Regions from separate parts of the Homo sapiens genome. Here all the other regions are linked to region 2. Evidence: read pairs that join two places in POLR2A ChIA-PET (ENCODE). Cell type or tissue: PC-9. All regions are shown on one strand.

Region 1 (4,000 bases), 1.1 Mb before region 2:
GGCCAGCCGCCCCGTCCGGGAGGTGAGGGGCGTCTCTGCCCGGCCGCCCTTACTGGGAAGTGAGGAGCCCCTCTGCCCGGCCACCACCCCGTCTGGGAGGTGTGCCCAACAGCTCATTGAGAACGGGCCAGGATGACAATCGCGGCTTTGTGGAATAGAAAGGGGGGAAAGGTGGGGAAAAGATTGAGAAATCGGATGGTTGCCGTGTCTGTGTAGAAAGAAGTAGACATGGGAGACTTTTCATTTTGTTCTGTACTAAGAAAAATTCTTCTGCCTTGGGATCCTGTTGATCTGTGACCTTACCCCCAACCCTGTGCTCTCTGAAACATGTGCTGTGTCCACTCAGGGTTAAATGGATTAAGGGCGGTGCAAGATGTGCTTTGTTAAACAGATGCTTGAAGGCAGCATGCTGGTTAAGAGTCGTCACCACTCCCTAATCTCAAGTACCCAGGGACACAAACACTACGGAAGGGCAGGGTCCTCTGCCTAGGAAAACCAGAGACCTTTGTTCACTTGTTTATCTGCTGACCTTCCCTCCACTATTGTCCTATGACCCTGCCAAATCCCCCTCTGTGAGAAACACCCAAGAATGATCAATAAAAAAAAAAAAAAACCCTCTCCCCAGAAAAAAGAAACATACATGCTGCAGGATGCTGCTCATACATAATTTTGTCAAAGAAGTCCTTTCTGAAGACCTATTTAGTGAAGATATTCCCCCTATCTCTAGTTATGCTCCATCACATTACTCTGCTGTATTATCATCACAGAATTTATCAGCCTCTGAAGTTATTCTGTGTATTTGCTTGTTTCCTTTTCTGTTGTCATCTTCCCTCCCCTCCCCACTGAGCGCAGACACCTTCTGCCTTGTCCACCATTGTTTCCCCAGTACCTGGAGCATGTCTGGTGCATAATAGGTGCTCAGTAAATAGTATTGAATAGTTGGATGACTAAAATAAGTGAATCTATGAGTTTTTAAGCCTCTTTTTAACCCGGCTGATGCTCCAGTCTCCCCACCCTCAATTTCATTATGCCTCTCTGTGAGCCCAAGATCTACCAGCCACTCACACCATTGCTCCCAGGGCCTACCACTGCCTGGTTGTTCGATTTGGGGCAAGCTACTAACCATTGTGTACCGTGTACCTCTATTTCTATAATTCATTCATTCACCAACATCTATTGATTCCTACTATGTGTTATAAGTGCTGAGGATATAGCAGTAAGCAAAGCAAACAACAAAATTCCTGCCTTTAAGGAGTATCCACTCTATCAAAAAGAGAGAGGCAAATAAAAAATAGTAAGTAAAACACAGAGGGTATTAGATGGTGATAAGAGCAGAAAAGGGGAATAGGTGGGAGAAGGAGAAGGCCTTACTGAGAGGACCTCTCTGAGACAAATAATAGAATCTGCCTCATAGGGTTGTGGTATGCAGAAATGAGTCAATGTGCGTAAAGCTTGAAGCATCTGGCATTTAGCAGTCACTCAAAAAAAGTTACTTATGATTATTTACTATTTTTATCAGCCCGCTCTCTCAGAGGAGATGTCTCTATCTGTGATTCATTATATTTACTTTTCTGGGATTCTATCACTCCAATATATGTTGGATTCCTTTGTTATCTTTCGTGATAAAGTTTAAAATACTGGACTTCCCCCGGTTATAGTAAAACTCATTTCTAGCTCCCTCATCCCTTCTGGAATCACCCTTAATCCATGATACCCTTGGAAGCGGTGGTTTTTACTGCATCACAGAACTGCAGGTTCCAGAGCATGAGCTGCTGGTTCTCAGCCCCATGTTTTGGATATGCCAAAACTGCCAGAAAGGCCCTGCTATTCTTGCCCAGCCTACCCTACCCCTGCCTTGTTACCCTGACTGAACTTGTTACTTCATCCATGATGCCTTTCGTCACACCCCTGCCTGCTTCCCCCACCACCCCACCCTCAGCCTGCTCATGACTCCCGCTTTGTTCTTACACACACCACACCTGCATGGCAGCTCCGATCCGACCACGAGGCATGAGTGTGTATCCTCCTTAGCTTCCCCACCTTCACTGAAGTCTCAGAGAGCAGGGACCTTCTATTTTCTTCTTTGAGGGCACAGCAGCTAGCATAGTGTCAGGCATTTAGTTGGCTCTCAATATTCGCCAAATTTTTTTTGGATGAAGAGGGAAGTTGAATATGTTCAGTTCTAAGATTAGTGTTTAAGCAAAGTCAAAACATCTTATGAAAAGTTAGGGAAAATTGACATTTACTATATTTAAATTAGAAAATGTTCAATTTTACCTATCATTAACATAAGCAGCTGGTATATGCTTCTTAGGGTTAGCTCTTTCAACCTTTTCATGCACAGAATGTGGCTTCAAGAATAATTCCAGGGGAAACTCCTTTTGCTTATATCAAGTGCTATATAAGCATAGATTTTCATGCTGAAAGAAGCCTCATAGAGTGAATGGAATCATTATGGCCATTTTATAGTTAATCCCACAGGGGTTAAAAACTCTTCCCAAGGTCATCTAGCTAGTTGGCAGTGGAACTGGGTTACCTTTAAGAATTAACATAAACAGTCTATGATTCTATGTGGTTGTGAGATTCTAGAAGGAAGATTTGAACTCAGATCTCCTGCACCCCAGTTGTGTTTTTCCACATGCATTTCTCCTTCCTTGTAGTTTCTTACTCATTTGAACATGACAAATGTAATGATTCCTATATAGTAACAATGCTCATTAGAGCATTCTGATTATAGTAACAGAAGCCAGTTGAGTTACCTAAAACAAAGGGGCATTAATTATAAACTTCAAAGGTGGAGATGCAGATAGGATGATGGAACTCACGGACAGGGGAACAAAGGTCTGGAAATTCGGAATGTCATACTCCACATTTTGCATTTTTGACTCTTTCTATCCATATACTTTATTCTTCTTAGTGCAGTCTCATTGTCTCTGGTTCTCAGTTCACACACAAAAAATATGGCTACTGACAGTTCTGAAGTTTATAGTTTTTTCAGTTCAAGAGATTCATCCCAAGTCCAGATTGTGAGAGAAGGGACATGCATTGGACAAGACCAGGCCAGGTGCCCATGCCTGTGGGGTCAGGTGCCCATGCCTGTGGGGCCTGCATAAACATGGCTGCTGGGAGCCATCCCTGCAACCAGGTACATGCAGGAGAAGTCATTCTCAGGAAAAGGTGAGTGTGGGACCAGGCAGGGAAGCCAGTTTCTGTCCTTTATTTGGAACCATAATCAAGGCAGACAACCACAGTAAAGAGATGCAGAGGCAGGGAGTAGTGTAAAACCACCTTACACACAGCTTCCTGGCTTTCCCTTCACTTTAGGTTGTAGCTCAAGTTATTCTTGGGCTAAAAAATAAGCTCTGTTGGCCCAATTAAACCAGAATTAATCACCAATTCCCCATCTTTATCTGGTAATTTTAGTTCAACATTGCTCAGCTGATGGCTCATTAAGCCAAGAACTCTCCCAGGTCTCAGTTACCATTTTCAGACAAGACACCTCCTGGGGTGCCTGCCCTGTGGTCTGAAGCTCAAGATGTGGCTCTGGGTCTCCCTTCCTGAGGGCTAGCTACCCAGAAGGGCTGGTGTGACTTCCTCTTGAATGGGTGAGCTGAAGGCATCCAGGGCACCTAGGGCAACTAGTGCATAAATACTTGAAGGGGAAAGGACTCTCATGTTCTGATTTGAGTATCATTTCCTTGGGTTGAATAATTAGAGCCTGGCATGTGAGATGTGGAGGGCTTCAAAGACCATTTGATTTTCAACAGAAAACGGTCTATGGTTTTCTAAAACGACACACCCTGATTCAGCCCAAGGGAAACAGAATGTCTGTGGGTGAGGCCAGGAATCTGCATTTTAAGTAAGTCCTCCAAATGACTCCAGTGCCCAAGCAGAGTTGAAGTCCACTGATGTAGGTGGCCCAACTTTCTAGTTTTATACATGAGGCTACGCAAGTCCAGCAAGGTTCATTTCAGTTGAGAAGAAAAACCATTGATTAAAA
Region 2 (4,000 bases):
CTTTACATGTTAGTGTTCTCCAGTGTTTTGGCCCCACTTGTCTTTTCATTGTTTATGCAAGTTTGTTTTCTCCTATGGTTTGAGTCGCCTACTGCATTCTTACAACTTTCAAATCTAGACTTCTAGGCCAGAGATTACTCTGGAGTTCTCAATACCTATATCCAGCAGCCTTCTCTCTATATTTCTCCAACAGGATTCTACATTTCCATGTCTCCAAATTCAGTAGTCCCAAGTGAAACTTAAATTTCTTTTCTCGTCTTTATTTGCAGTGCTTTATTTGCACCACCTACTCCCCACCCCACTTCATCCCCCCACCAAATCTAGCCACCTTTCTGTGATACACCAGCCAACTCCTAGTTGCTCCAAGAATAAAGCCCCAGGCATCCTTAGCATTTTCTTTGTCACAGATAGTCTCTTTTCCTTATCATCTCACTGATCTCTCAAGATTCTGTATGCTTCAATTGAAACTTGAAATATGTTCTAATCCCTCTCACCCTGTTTTTCCTCTGAGGTACCAGTGTACATCTAAGTCTAGGTAACTGTCAGTCTTACACTATTTTTCCAGTCACCAAGAAATAATTTAAAGTAGCAGGTATTATAGTGTCGAGTTTTTAATTTGGGCTTACATCCCTTGGTATGTATTATTCACTCCTCAATAATGTGCTGTCATCAGATTAGGTAGTTGCTGCTATGTAAACAGTAAAATGAAATCTCTTTCAAGAGAGCCTGCTCTAAATGTTAAGTACTTCAATATCAAGGAAAATGCCACCCTCCTCATACCCCTTTCTCCTGTCCTTTCTTAGGTCTTACTCAGAGGAAGGAAATAATCTTTTCAACCTGTTAAACTTTGCCTATTGTTAGTCTATTAAGAAATAATGATTTCATCTAATAAGAAATAATGCTACGTAGGATGACTGCTTCCTGTAATCCTAGCTACTCAGGAGGCCAAGGTGGGAGGATTGCTTTAGCCTAGGAGTTAGAGACCAACCTGGGCAACAGGGTGAGGCCCTGTTGCTAACAACAAATTTTAAAAATCAGCTGGGAATGGTGGTGCACACCTGTAGTTCCAGCTGCTTGGGTGACTGCGACTGAAGCAGGAGGATTGCTTGAGCCCAGGAGTTTGAGGCTGCAGTGAACCATGATCATGCCACTGCACTCCAGCCTGGGCATCACAAGACCCCATCTCTATAAAAACAACAACTAGCTAGCACACAAAGTCAAGTATCTTAAATAAATGTAATTCCATATTATTATAACATTTAAGTATTAACTTGAAATAGGATATTAATTAAACTTTGTTTGGAATATTTGGACTGTAATAGTGAAATTGCTGTGCAAATTTTACTTTTGTATCAGTCTTCAATTTCTCCAGACTAAATTCTTATCTCTTCCATTTTGAATGTTTTAATAGATTTTTAGTTCAGCTAGTTTTAAAACGAAGTTTCTTTAAAATGGCTCTACAAGAAAAAAGTAATTTTATCAGAATTTTACTACCAAATATTAAAATGATCCCCCCAAAATATCATAACTTGGAAATGTGAAAGAGATCTGGAAAAAGAAGATAATGTTAATTTTAATCTTGTATATATATATATATATATAATTAGGGGATAAATTTTTAATGTAACATTTTTATTGTGTAAGTTTACATGACTTTTTGTATTATAGATCTTTACCACAAATTTTTACCATTTGCTTACCAGATTTACTTTGAATAAACAGAAATCGCTGTACTGGGAGCTATAAACATAATTTACATCACATTCTCAGATGGTTATAATTCACTCTAAACCAAGAAACAGGATTTTTACAAATCACAAATATCACTTATGTTGATCATTGTTTTGTTTGTTGAATATAGTACCTTATCTTGCAGAATGAAATAGTTGCTAGAGAAAATAGAGTTGGCACCTCTTCCCTCCTTTCTCCCTTTCCTATTTTCTGTCATTGCTTTTCCTGTCTGCCATTTGTTCATGTCTGGAGTTTACACTGTAAAAGATAACTCCTTCATGAGTCATTTTCATTTTGGAACATGTTTTTCATTGTTCTTCAAAATGTAGTAGAAGTACTCTTGCTTCTATCTCTGTCCTGCATCTGCCTGCCTTCCCAAACAGCCACTTTCTTAATGTGTGTATATCCTTCTTTATGTGTATATAAGCAAATCAATGTATATTATCTTCTTTAATGTAAATTATAATGTATTGTGCACACATCTGTACCTTTACTTTTAAAGATCTCCAGAATACATTGTTCCCATCTCAGTACTAGAAAAGTATCTTTGTGGTTTTTTAATAGATGCATACTATTTAATTGAATGGATGGCTACACCATGATTCATTTAACCAGAAGCATTGCTGTTATAAACAGTGTTGTAATGAGTAGCCTTGTTAACATTATTTGCTATGTATATAAAATATCTAGAGGATAAATTCCAAGATGAATGATTGCTGGCTCAGAGAGTGAATAATTAAGGGGAGGTCGGGAGAGGAGAGAAAAGGAGAGAAATCTGTTTTGGAAAATAGTATTACATTATAGTTTTAATTTGTATTTTTATTTTATGATTCAGATGTTGAGTATTTTTTCATGTCTTTCTTGTTAATGTTCAGTGTGAATTCTCCCCATTTTTCTATTGGGCATCTGGTCTTAACAGATTTTAGGAAAATTTATTAGAGACTTTTTAACTTTAAAAAAAAATTAGACATGCAGTTACATAGTCCTTTCCCACCAAAGTATTAAAGAAATTCTAATTAAATGTGTTTATTTAAAGTTCTTAGTACAGATGATAAGACTGACTCTAGACAAAGGGGGTCTAAGGTAGGAGATGGACTTCATATAGATTGCATGCTCTTTAATCTACGCTTTACTGGCTAGCCATTTGACTGAAATTAACAAGATAAATATAAAATATGCTGAGGGCATTGGTGAACAAGGTTTTTGTAGAAGATGCTGACAATAAATATCAATATATAAATATTTAACTGAGTTTTTAATAGTTCCTTGGTAAAGGCATTCATCACACCATTGCGGGACTGGCTACTTGAGAAAAAGTAACACTTAAGTTTTGTAAGTAGAAATTTTACCTGCTTGCTCAGGATGAATAATAGCTTTAAAATAACTTATTTTGTGTTACTGCTAATAATAATCTCTATGGGGCATTTTGGGTTTTTTTTTAATCATGAAATTAAACATTATTTGTTTTACATTGGTAGAACTGATGGTCAATAATTAGAATAACATAACATTTTGAGTTCTTAGTTTAATTTATTATTAACTTCACCCAAGTTTTATTCTTAACCATAGAGGTTTGCATTCAGCCAGAGGTTGTCTATATGAATTTTATTTATTTAGGCCCTTTTGAAAGGAAAATTGTTATTTGTTCTTAAATTAAGCTGTAAATATTTTTTAGTCTCCTCTTACAGAAGAGTGGTGGATTTTTAAAATTATATTTAACCTCACAAGTTTACTGAACTGTAGATTGATTAGATTTATTCCTTTGTAATCAGTGACTCGCATTTTCTTAATTTTCTTTCTAAAAAAATAAAACATGCATTTGTTAGAGAATAGGCAAAATGTTACCCAGGTTAGAATTAATGCATTTTAGTAGTAATGATGTTATTACAGTGCTTATTTTGGGAGATGGGAGTGGGTGGAATAAAAGTTATAGATGATTTACTGGAAACAGTGTATGATTCCTTAGGACTGCCCCCAAAGAAAGGTATAGCTTCCTTCTACTTGTGAGTTTCTGAAGAATCAGTTTTAGTTGGTTTGGGCAAGGGGGTGTGAGCATGAAGTATGCCAAATTTACCAACTTAAAGGAGTTTGTATTACAAAAGATTTGATTGTGTAATTTGGAGAGTTCCTGTAGTGCATTTATAGTTGTGATTGTAACTCAATGCAAAGTTAGAGGAGTCTTTGAGTAAAGCAAGGCATTTATTTTATTTATTTATTTTTTGCAGTATTTTAATTAAAGATACATAAAATTTTTAAGGCATCTTCAGCT
Region 3 (4,000 bases), 460 kb before region 2:
AAAAAGAAAAAAAATCCAGGACCCCAGGGAATTTGGGGTTGAGTAAAAATTACTACCCAGAAGGTATCCAACTAATAGTACTGAAACATTAGGAAGAAATCAAAATAAGTTTATCTCTAATCCTAGAAAGGTATAAAACAACTTTAAGGAAGAAATAAATTCACCACATGGTACTTGATGTTTGGAATAGCTTAAGGTTAAATGTTGTAATAAGTTTTGTTGTTTTATCTACAAAATGCATTTTGTGTATTTTGTATTTTAGGGTGTTGAAATGTTCAAAAGAATCAGACATACTAAATTTGCAATTGCTGTTTAAAGGAATTTAATCAAATTTTGTATCAATACCTAAATGCTCACTCCACTGACATTAAGGTTCATATAATTGTGAGTGTTCCTCTCTATGCAAAAACTCTCTCAGATATTAAAGGCTAATCTACATGCCAGCAAACTCAGTCTCTGCAGAGAGAAGGACCGTGACTCAAAATGCACCCTGTGTGCTGGGAAGATTTCTGTCTTAGTGTGCTTGGACTGCTATATCAAGTACCACAGACTGGGGGATTTAAACAACAGAAATTTACTTGCTCACAATTATAGCAGCTAGAAGTCTGACATCAAGGTGTCGACAAGATTACTTTCTTCTGAGGTTTTTCTCCTTGGCTTGTAGATGGCCATCTTCTCTCTGTAGTAATACATGGTTTTTCCTCTGTGCCTATCTGTCTCCTAATGTCCTCCTCTTGTAAGGACACCTGTTATATTGGATTAGGGCCCACCCATATGAGCTCATTTTACCTTAATTACCTCTTTACAGGCCCTGGCTCTATAGTCACATCTTTAAGGTACTGGATGGGTGTTAGGATTTCAACATACGTGTGAATTTTGGGGAGCACAATTCAGCTCATAATGATTTCCAAGAACCAAGAGACTGAGGGCTCAAACACGGTGGGCAGAAGAACCCAGCCTTGGAAAGGATCTGCGATGGAAACTCTGGGGGTATAGAAAAGGAATTGAATGATATGAGGAGCAGAAATCAGAGAGGAGGGTGTATTCTGAGGAAGCGAGAGAGGAGCCCCAAGGGTTGTGGTACAGAGGCCCCTGTCTGCACATTGGTCATCATAATCTCAATGCCCAGGTTGTACTCAAGAACAATTCAATCAGAATGTCTGGGGGTGAAACCTGGGCATCAGTAACTTTTAAAGCTCCCCAAGTGATTCCAACTGTGCAGCCAAGGTTGAAAACCTAAAGGTTTGATCACAAGGCCTTCAGCTCCAGTACCCTACACAAAGAAAGTTAGACTAGAGGATGGAACTTTCTGACCTCTTGCTCTGCAAAAGGTGGGGACGAATGGCCCCCACAGCCACACCATAGTAAATGGCAGGTGTCTTGATCATCTTCACTCTGACCCAGAGGGTCGTCTGAAAGAGCCTCTGGTTGTAATGACTCCTACTAAGGAATACTAAATCTGACATTCCTGTCTCCCTTGACTCTTTCTAGGCACTTTACCCCTGATCTTGAGCTTCAGGGTTTTTCCATAGCTGTGTCCAACCCCCACCCACACTCTCCCCACCCTCTATCCCCAAAAAGAAAGAAAAAGAGGAAGTGGGAAAGTGTGTTTAATATATTTGCAGATGTACATATTCACAAATATGTTGGGAATGTTTGAGCCATGTTAATTGGGTGAATACTTTGACCCAATCCTTCAGGAATATTGAATCATGGGAATACTGTACTTAGAACAACACAATATTACCATGGGCCTCTCTGCCCTGCGCAAATATTAGTCTTTAACTGGAATGACCAAAAACAGATGTTTCATATCTAGAATGTTTTCTCACAGAGAGTTTCAATAGAAATATTTTAGCCCCTCAGATACATCCAAATAAAATATTTGGTCTTGAAACATTCTATTTTAAAAGTCAGTGAGTTGTGGCTTCATTATAGCAGAAGAAGCATGAATCAGAGACCTGTTTTCATTTGTCACCTTCAGGATAAGCAAGAGTGAACAGTGAAAAGTGATAAAATTCTGAACTCTTGTGATTCGGAGATGATTTTTTTTAAAAACATGCATCCCTCATGTAATAAACCTGAGAAATGCCAGTGACATTTGCTATAAAACATGCATGGTGCCTCCTTTCATGCTTATTTGCATTATAAAACCAGAGGTGACTTTTGATTAGAAAAAATTGTCCCTGGGATATACTAAAACCATTGCATGTAGCCAAATTTTAGTCACACCTTCAAAGAAACATGTATCACTTTAAAAAAGACCTAATATGGCCAAAATGTTAGTATTATTGATATGGCATATTCAAAATAAACTACAGGAAAAAAACATGGAAAGTAAAAATATTATACAACAATGCCTCTCAAATTTTAATTTGCATAAGAACCACCTGGGGGATCTTGCTAATTCTGACTCTGGGAGGGCCCAATATTCTGCATTTCTAACAAGCTCCCAGGGAATGCTGTTGCTGCCAGTCTCTGGCAAAGGCTCTGAAAGCTTGATTTCTTCCGTATTAATTATGCCCACTCTAAAGGTAAAGCCTTGGTTCTTCGCTAACATTTTCATCAGCTTTGAACAGTCCTGACAGTTACAACTTTATATTACCACCCCTCTTTTTTTTTTTTTTAAACTCCTGCGGGATCTCTTCTTGAACAAATTTTCCCTTACCATCACTGTTTTACTTGATAATATGGCCTATAAGGACAAAAACTGCATAAGGTTTATGAACTCTCATTATTAATGAGCAAACAGACTTCTCCCCAGTGTAGGATTGAAAGTCTACTAGTAAGGAAATGTTTAGCAATGATCACCACATCACCTCCTGTAATGGTAATGGCAACTCCTGCTGACTACTTACTATTTGTCAGACATAATGGTGATTTATTTAAGTCATCTTAATTAAATGTTAAAATAAATCAATGAAGTATTTATTTTATTTAGCAAACACTTATATAATGCTTTCTACATACAGGCATTATTTTGAGTGCTTTACAAATATTCACTCAATTAATCCACATAAATCATATAAGGTTGGTGTTACTCATCTTACAGATAAGAAAGTTAAGGCATGGAGAAGGTGAGTACTTGCCTAAAGTTATTTAGTTAGGAGATGGTTTGATTGAACCTACATAGTTTGGCACTTAATCATCTTCCTAAACAGAGGAAGGAGTGGGTCGCTCTGTCGCTGAGGCTGGAGTGCAGTGGCACTATCTCGGCTCACTGCAAGCTCCGCCTCCCGGGTTCACGTCATTCTCCTGCCTCAGCCTCCCGAGTAGCTGGGACTACAGGCACCCGCCACCACACTTGGCTAATTTTTTGTATTTTTAGTAGAGACGGGGTTTCACCATGTTAGCCAGGATGGTCTCAATCTCCTGACCTCGTGATCCGCCCGCCTCGGCCTCCCAAAGTGCTGGGATTACAGGCGTGAGCCACCGCGCCCGGCCAATAATCACATTTCTAACAGATCACCTAAGAACACTGGAATTCAACAAAGAAATGACAGTAGACACCTAAGACAAAGGAGAGGGGAGTGAGGTAGTCAGCTCAGGGATGACAGGATCAGTTGGGAGTCTGCAGAGGCTCCTCAATGTGGGGAAAGAGTAAGTGACTCCCAGTGATCTACATTCTCACTGCAGACTCTCCCAATCCTAGCCATGGGAGAGCCCCTCAACTCATGAGGGCCCTGAGACTAACATAGGGATCTGCCTGGAGACTGCATAACAGGATTGCTTCAGAGAGGGGTCCCACAGATGCCTGGAGTCCTAAGCAGCTACAGCAAAGTGCCACTTTGAGAGTCCAGCTCCCACCAGCCTGCATCCTGCCCTGGGGCTCAGTAGCCCTTTCATCTCCATATCCATAGAGCCCCACTGACATACCTTGCATGCAGCCAGGTGCTGCTGCTAGTTGCTGCCACCAGGGCTGAAGTGCAAACTATTGGGAGCAACCCTGCCACTCCCAGTAGCATGGCTGCTTTGAAAGCACCCTGAGGACAGGCTATCC

Evidence for each region. ChIA-PET counts read pairs that join two places held together with the same protein. Peaks named below come from ENCODE experiments on the same cell type or tissue, not always from the same donor. Only the 100,000 strongest peaks of a DNase experiment are listed, where the experiment ranks them.
Region 1: POLR2A ChIA-PET joins it to region 2 with 5 read pairs; 1 of 35 experiments calls an interaction of 5 or more read pairs at or near these places.
Region 3: POLR2A ChIA-PET joins it to region 2 with 5 read pairs; 2 of 35 experiments call an interaction of 5 or more read pairs at or near these places.

Annotation. Positions count from the first base shown.
Region 1 is chr3:149,380,797-149,384,796 of GRCh38, forward strand. All of the region lies in intron 1 of TM4SF1-AS1 (TM4SF1 antisense RNA 1), which reads left to right. Among named protein-coding and RNA genes, the nearest start is that of TM4SF1-AS1, 5.0 kb to the left of the region's middle. In PC-9, no CTCF peak of the experiment used is centred here; no DNase peak of the experiment used is centred here; H3K27ac peaks cover 656 bases.
Region 2 is chr3:150,447,295-150,451,294 of GRCh38, forward strand. All of the region lies in intron 1 of TSC22D2 (TSC22 domain family member 2), which reads left to right. Among named protein-coding and RNA genes, the nearest start is that of TSC22D2, 41 kb to the left of the region's middle. In PC-9, no CTCF peak of the experiment used is centred here; DNase peaks (open chromatin) are centred at 657, 2,047 and 2,347; H3K27ac peaks cover 1,954 bases.
Region 3 is chr3:149,989,007-149,993,006 of GRCh38, forward strand. No RefSeq gene overlaps it. Among named protein-coding and RNA genes, the nearest start is that of PFN2, 20 kb to the left of the region's middle. RefSeq lists an enhancer at 3,578-4,000. In PC-9, no CTCF peak of the experiment used is centred here; no DNase peak of the experiment used is centred here.